2 separate regions of the Homo sapiens genome follow, and region 2 is linked to region 1. A link is a contact called in ENCODE Hi-C or POLR2A ChIA-PET data. All regions are on one chromosome and are shown on one strand. Each heading gives the region's core, a stretch centred on a gene start or an enhancer-like site at or near the end of the contact. The rest is flanking DNA. Distances are from core to core; before and after follow the strand shown.

Region 1 (2,703 bases), core at 108-2,607:
TACCCCATTTACCCTGATATGATTATTATACATTGTATGCCTGCAACAAATATCTCATATACCCTTAATATATAGACCTACTATGTACCTACCAACATAAAATGTTTAAAAAAAGTTGTCTGGTGGGGGTGGGGAGCTGAAATACAAACTGCTAGGGGTGTATTTTTTGTTTGGTTTCGTTTTACTGAAAAGTTTGACTTTTAAGACAGCACAGAACGAGTAGATTAAATTCAGACATTAACACATTGGTCATGTGAAATGGCTAAATGAACTACCTAAATAATCTCCTGTCAGAAACATGAACCATAGGCCCTTTCCTAGGATCTAAGCATCATTAGACCTATATAGCTTCACCTTTCACATACACCATTCATTCTTACATTCAATGAACAATTACTGAGTGCTTACAAAGTACTAATTGTACAAAGTGGTAGACATTAGGGCTATAATTGTTAACAGAGCTTTGCTAGTCTACAAACAATTTACACTCTAGTGATGAATAGTAAAACTTTTTAAAAAGCATTAATGATAACAATGTAATAAGATTATAACTGGGTTATGATCTAGGTACAATGGGAACACAGGCCAGGAGCACCTAACGAACAAATGCAGTTTTAGGATCAGGGAGGATTTCCTGGGGGTAGCTATTGAGTAAAAGATTAGCTATTGTCTATAAAAGATTAGTGGAAAATGGAGGGTGAAGGTTTGAAAATGTGATCACAGGAGCTGGGATCCAAGGCTAATAGTCTGGATGCACATAAGAACAGTGTCAGGAATACCAGTTAGAAAGCTGTTTCAAAAATCCAGAGAAGAAACACTGAAGGCCTGACATTGCCACCCTGTGCTGCATTCTAGGTAATTTCTTCAGGTATTATCTTGCATTTCAGTTATTTCCTCTATTCTTGTTTAACCCATATCCTGCTTTGTTGTTGTTGTTTTCTTTTCTTTCTTTCTTTTTGGAGTATAAGATCCATTCTTATTTAAGTCATTCTTTTTTTAATTTCAATAGTTTTTGTGGCAGAAATGGTTTTTGGTTACATGAATGAGTTCTTTAGTCCATTCAGTCTTAAAGAATTGTCTGTGTTTCCTTTTTAAATCAATCTGAGCCCTTTTGATAGTATTTATTTTCCATGCTCATATTTTTTATTCTATTTTGTATTTTTTTAACTTGGTGATTTATGTGAGTACCATCAGACTGTTTTAAATAAGTTTCACAGCTTGGAAATTGCCAGACCACACAGAGTATAAATTGAAACTGAAAATCTATGAGGGAGGGCCTGTGGTTAAGAATTCTTAGAAACGTTTTCCTCAGGCAAGAACAGGTCAAGACGTATTTGTCACCTCTCTACTGAGACCACAGTCCTTTGAGTGTCTCACGTTACTATGGTATCTCTAACTTAAATGGACCCAAGACCCTGTCTCCTGTCTCCCACAAGGCAGTTGAACCCCAATCCTTTTGATTACCAAGATCTGCAGGAGCCCAGAGGGCAGCTGCAGCAGTCAATTCACTTCCATTTCCAGTTCCTTTTTCCATCTGTTCCCTCAGTTCTTCCCTTATGTTTTAAATACAGATTCAGCAATGTCCTAAAGGGATGTTTGTTATGCTTGATCCAGCATATCTAGTTATTTCACATAAGGAGATATTTTATGACATTAAAACCACAGAAAATGAAGTCTTCTTATGGCATTTTTGAAGACCGATATTTGGAAAATCCTCATTAATAAAGGCATAAAGATGGAGAAAGATAAAGCAGGAAGGGCCAAAAAGGAAAGATATTTATTTCCTTCTCCTCATTCTCTCCAATATTCCTCTTCCTCAGCCCAAATGAAAGCTGCCATTTGCTGCAGGTCGTTTGTGCAGGTCTAGAGCTCACTGAAGGTCCGAATGTTGAAGAACAAAGCAGAGGCCAGCTAAAAGTTCCTGGATGTTAGTTAATCCCTATGCACTGACAGTCGGGACAAACAGTAAGAGGCACTCGGGTTCATTTTGTTCTTAGCAGCAGCAGTTCCTCCTTTAAACTCTCATTCAAACCGGCAGAGGAAAGGGGCACCAGGTCAGTCCCAATCAAACACAGCTCTCAATTACGCACCACCTGCTACTCTCCCTTCCCATTTCCGAGCAGTAATGCATCCCCAGGGGCTGAGTAAACCAGAGTCACTGCAAGTGAACACCCGGTTGCTGGCTCATGGAACATGGGAAACCACAAAGAATACAGAGGGCTTCCCGGTGTAGTTCATTTTAGAAGTTCCAGAGTTAAAAGTGACATTTGGTTTCATTAACACAAATTAAATGTTAAGTGGAAGGAAATATGCAACATTCTATTACTTCATCATTTGGGCCAGGGTAACAAATTAGAAATACAACCATTAATACTCCAAACATATGGGTTTACCAAAACAAAAGCCATTTAATGTAGAGAACATTGACCACTAAAATGTACTTAGTACATCAGAAAGTCATGCAAAAATGTAGTCAAAGATCTATTTCCTAACACAAACCATTTTCTATTCCCTTAATTATGTGATTTAAATGCCAAGAATTATCTTAGCATGCCTAATTTCCTAAAGCAGTTTTCTAAAAATCTAATTTGACTTATAAAGGTATTACTCATTTGCTCTAAATGTGGTATTGAGTTATAGAGTGAGTAACAGGTAAGTATTTGATTTTAGTACAAAAGCTTCCACTACTTGTATCTCTTCCTC
Region 2 (2,703 bases), core at 80-2,579, 250 kb before region 1:
CAGCTGCAGGCCCAGGGGTAGTAGTGGACTCCCACTGGTCTGCCACACTCTGTTGTGAGTCTCTGTTGTGAAAGCTATCTATGTGGCAAAGCCAACCAGATCATGAGTCCAAAACCCAGGACTCTGACTTGAAGTTCTACTTGCTGAGACAATCAACCACAAAAGGATGGATCACACGGAAAGGAAGAAATAGATGGGCTGGAGCCTGTATAGATAAGAAGTATGTCCAGAAAATAAATTTCCAAAAAATCATCAAGTCTACAAAATTCTATTCTGCCCTTGAATTTTATAATGGTTCTAGATGCCACCCTAGCCATTTCTGTTCTCATTTCTAATATTAAATCAGCAGCCTAAGAGACAGGAGGTGCTACAAAAGGGAGAGGAAGGAGGGAGGGAAGAAGAGAAGGAAGAGGGGAGGAATCCATTTTATCCATTATTTTATCAACCATCTTATTTTTGAAAGTGTCATGCTGGTATGTATTTTATAGACACACATATACTGATCTTAAGAAGATTACAGTTTAGCTGAAAAGCTAAATTAGGCACTCATAAAGCAATTAAATAACATTATAAGATTAAGTAACAGTGCAAGATGTGTCAAAGTGCTAAAATAAGCTGTATGAAAACTGAAACCAGCCAGGCACGGTGGCTCATGCCTGTAATCCCAGCACTTTGGGAGGCTGAAGCAGGTGGATCACTGGAGGTCACGAGTTTGAGACCAGCCTGACCAACAGGGTGAAACCTCGTCTCTATTAAAAATACAAAAATTAGCCGGGCGTGGTGACACATGCCTGTAATCCCAGCTACTGGGGAGGCTGAGGCAGGAGAATTGCTTGAACCCGGGAGGAGGAGGTTGCAGTGAGCCGAGATTGTGCCACTGCACTCCAGCCTGGGCGAAGAAGCGAGACTCTGTCTCAAAAAAAAAAAAAAAAAAAAAAAAAAAAAGGAAAGAAAGAAAGAAAAAGAAAACTGAAACCATCATCATCCACTTTTTCCAATTACTACACATTTGAGATAGCTGGTTCTGTAAATCAGACGAGACAGTGCAATTTTGGCCTATCAGAAAGTGTTTACCATAGATGAAGACAATAAATACTATTGCTGGATGGTCCTGGGAAGCTGAGGGTATTGGAACCCTTCCATAACTGCCATGGCCAAGGGATGAGGATGCTTCCATTGCTTTTCCTGTTCACGTCTCTCTCTTCAGTTCACCCCCTCCCAAATGAGAAGCTGCATCGGATCTGCTTGCTCAGCATTTTGCATTTACTAGGTGACTCCTCCATGGATGAGGTCACTCCTTTGAAGAACAATACATGGTTATCCTTCTGTCTCAGTTGCACCTGCGATTAGGTGAGCAAGTCAAGCAGTTATCGTGGAGGGGCAGCTGATCTGAATAGTTCACTTTCCTCGTCCTAAATCAGCCTTCAATATTTACCATAAATGCAAGGACCACCCTGAGAAAGTTGAGTTTGTTGGCGTGAATTTTTCTTAATGGAAAAAAGAAAGCGAGGGAGTATATGGCCAACTAACCCTCACCATGAAGGAAAAAATGACATCCCGGGGCAGCTGACAATAGGGCTCTCTAAACACTTGGTGCCAGTGTGGAGGTGTTCTGGCCTCAAGGCAGCTCCAGGGAGAGGGTCCCTGGGAAAGAATGAACCCCTTCCTCAGGGCAGAAGAGCCTGCTTCACTGCACAGAGTGGTCTCTCAGGAGCTAGAAAAGTTAATGAAGTTGCTGAGCTTGAAAACCAGAAAGTAGGCAAAAAGAAAAACAAGTTCAACCTTCCTCCAACACAGGAAATAATTTGAAACCACAATCAGAAACTTTTTGAGCATTATGAAAGTGTAGAGGCCAAGGGAAAACTCCTCCCCTTCACCTTCTGCAGGTTTCCTGAAAGCTACACCCCCTCCCGAATGAGAAGCCACATCTAACAAAAGGAAGGTTAACAGGAGAAGAGGCATATACACATTTATAAATGTGTACGGAGGCAGGCGGATCACACAGTGATTACTCCACCACGCAATGAGGTACAGATGGTTAATGGTTATATACCCTTCTGAGGAGAAAGGGAGATGGGGAAGTGAGGCTTATTTTAGGGGGTTAGTAAACCATTTTTAGGAGAATGCCATGGACTCGAGGAACATACAATGGCCTGGGACAATGTCTCGTGGGCCCGCAGAACAGACAATGGTTTGTGACAAGTCTATAAAAGTGTGTTGATGGACTTGGAATCTTTCTTTCTGAGACATGTGTTCAGTTAATGAAAACTCAGGAAAGTGACCAGAAGTAATTGTTTTCTTCTTCAGCAGGTCTGGACTTTAGGCAGATAAGGGAACTTCAGAGAACAATTTTATCCTGTGCTTTGGGGCAGACGGAGAAGTGGGGAAAGGGGGATCCGAGAGGTCTCAAGGCTCCTTCCTCGGTTCAGCATGTCAAAGCACCATAGTTCGGGGCATCAGCTTCTGAACCCCAGCAAAGGGAATAAGCATTTTGATGGCTTCTAAATCACCAAAACACAGGAGGAAGAAGTGGGTTAGCTGCTCTGGGGTATGGAACTATTAGATTCTGACACACTTACAGCCTTATCTCTGCCTACTACATATGAAGCTTTCTACTGACTATTCTAGAAGGTAACATACTTTCAGAAACACCTTTGCACTTTCAAAACTATCATGGCTTTACCAAAACCACTTAACTCAAAA

What was found. Hi-C counts contacts between places; a loop is a spot of excess contacts on that map. ChIA-PET counts read pairs that join two places held with the same protein, here RNA polymerase II (POLR2A). Pooled maps may share reads with other maps.
Region 2: a loop to region 1 is called in a map of naive thymus-derived CD4-positive, alpha-beta T cell, with 6 times the contacts of the local background. The contact joins two enhancer-like sites. A Hi-C loop is called at or near these places in 1 of 168 maps with a recorded cell type or tissue (naive thymus-derived CD4-positive, alpha-beta T cell) and 10 of 50 pooled maps. POLR2A ChIA-PET finds 5 or more read pairs at or near these places in 8 of 52 experiments (A673, Panc1, activated CD4-positive, alpha-beta T cell and 4 more).

What each region holds. Positions count from the first base shown.
Region 1 is chr5:80,754,490-80,757,192 of GRCh38, reverse strand. The region is part of intron 12 of MSH3 (mutS homolog 3); the gene reads right to left. Among named protein-coding and RNA genes, the nearest start is that of DHFR, 100 kb to the right of the region's middle. Within about 2 kb of position 1,357, at least 4 of the 41 ENCODE cell types and tissues checked have a DNase peak (open chromatin) inside an H3K27ac peak, as active enhancers do.
Region 2 is chr5:81,006,382-81,009,084 of GRCh38, reverse strand. The region is part of intron 1 of RASGRF2 (Ras protein specific guanine nucleotide releasing factor 2); the gene reads right to left. Among named protein-coding and RNA genes, the nearest start is that of RASGRF2-AS1, 47 kb to the right of the region's middle. Within about 2 kb of position 1,329, at least 3 of the 41 ENCODE cell types and tissues checked have a DNase peak (open chromatin) inside an H3K27ac peak, as active enhancers do.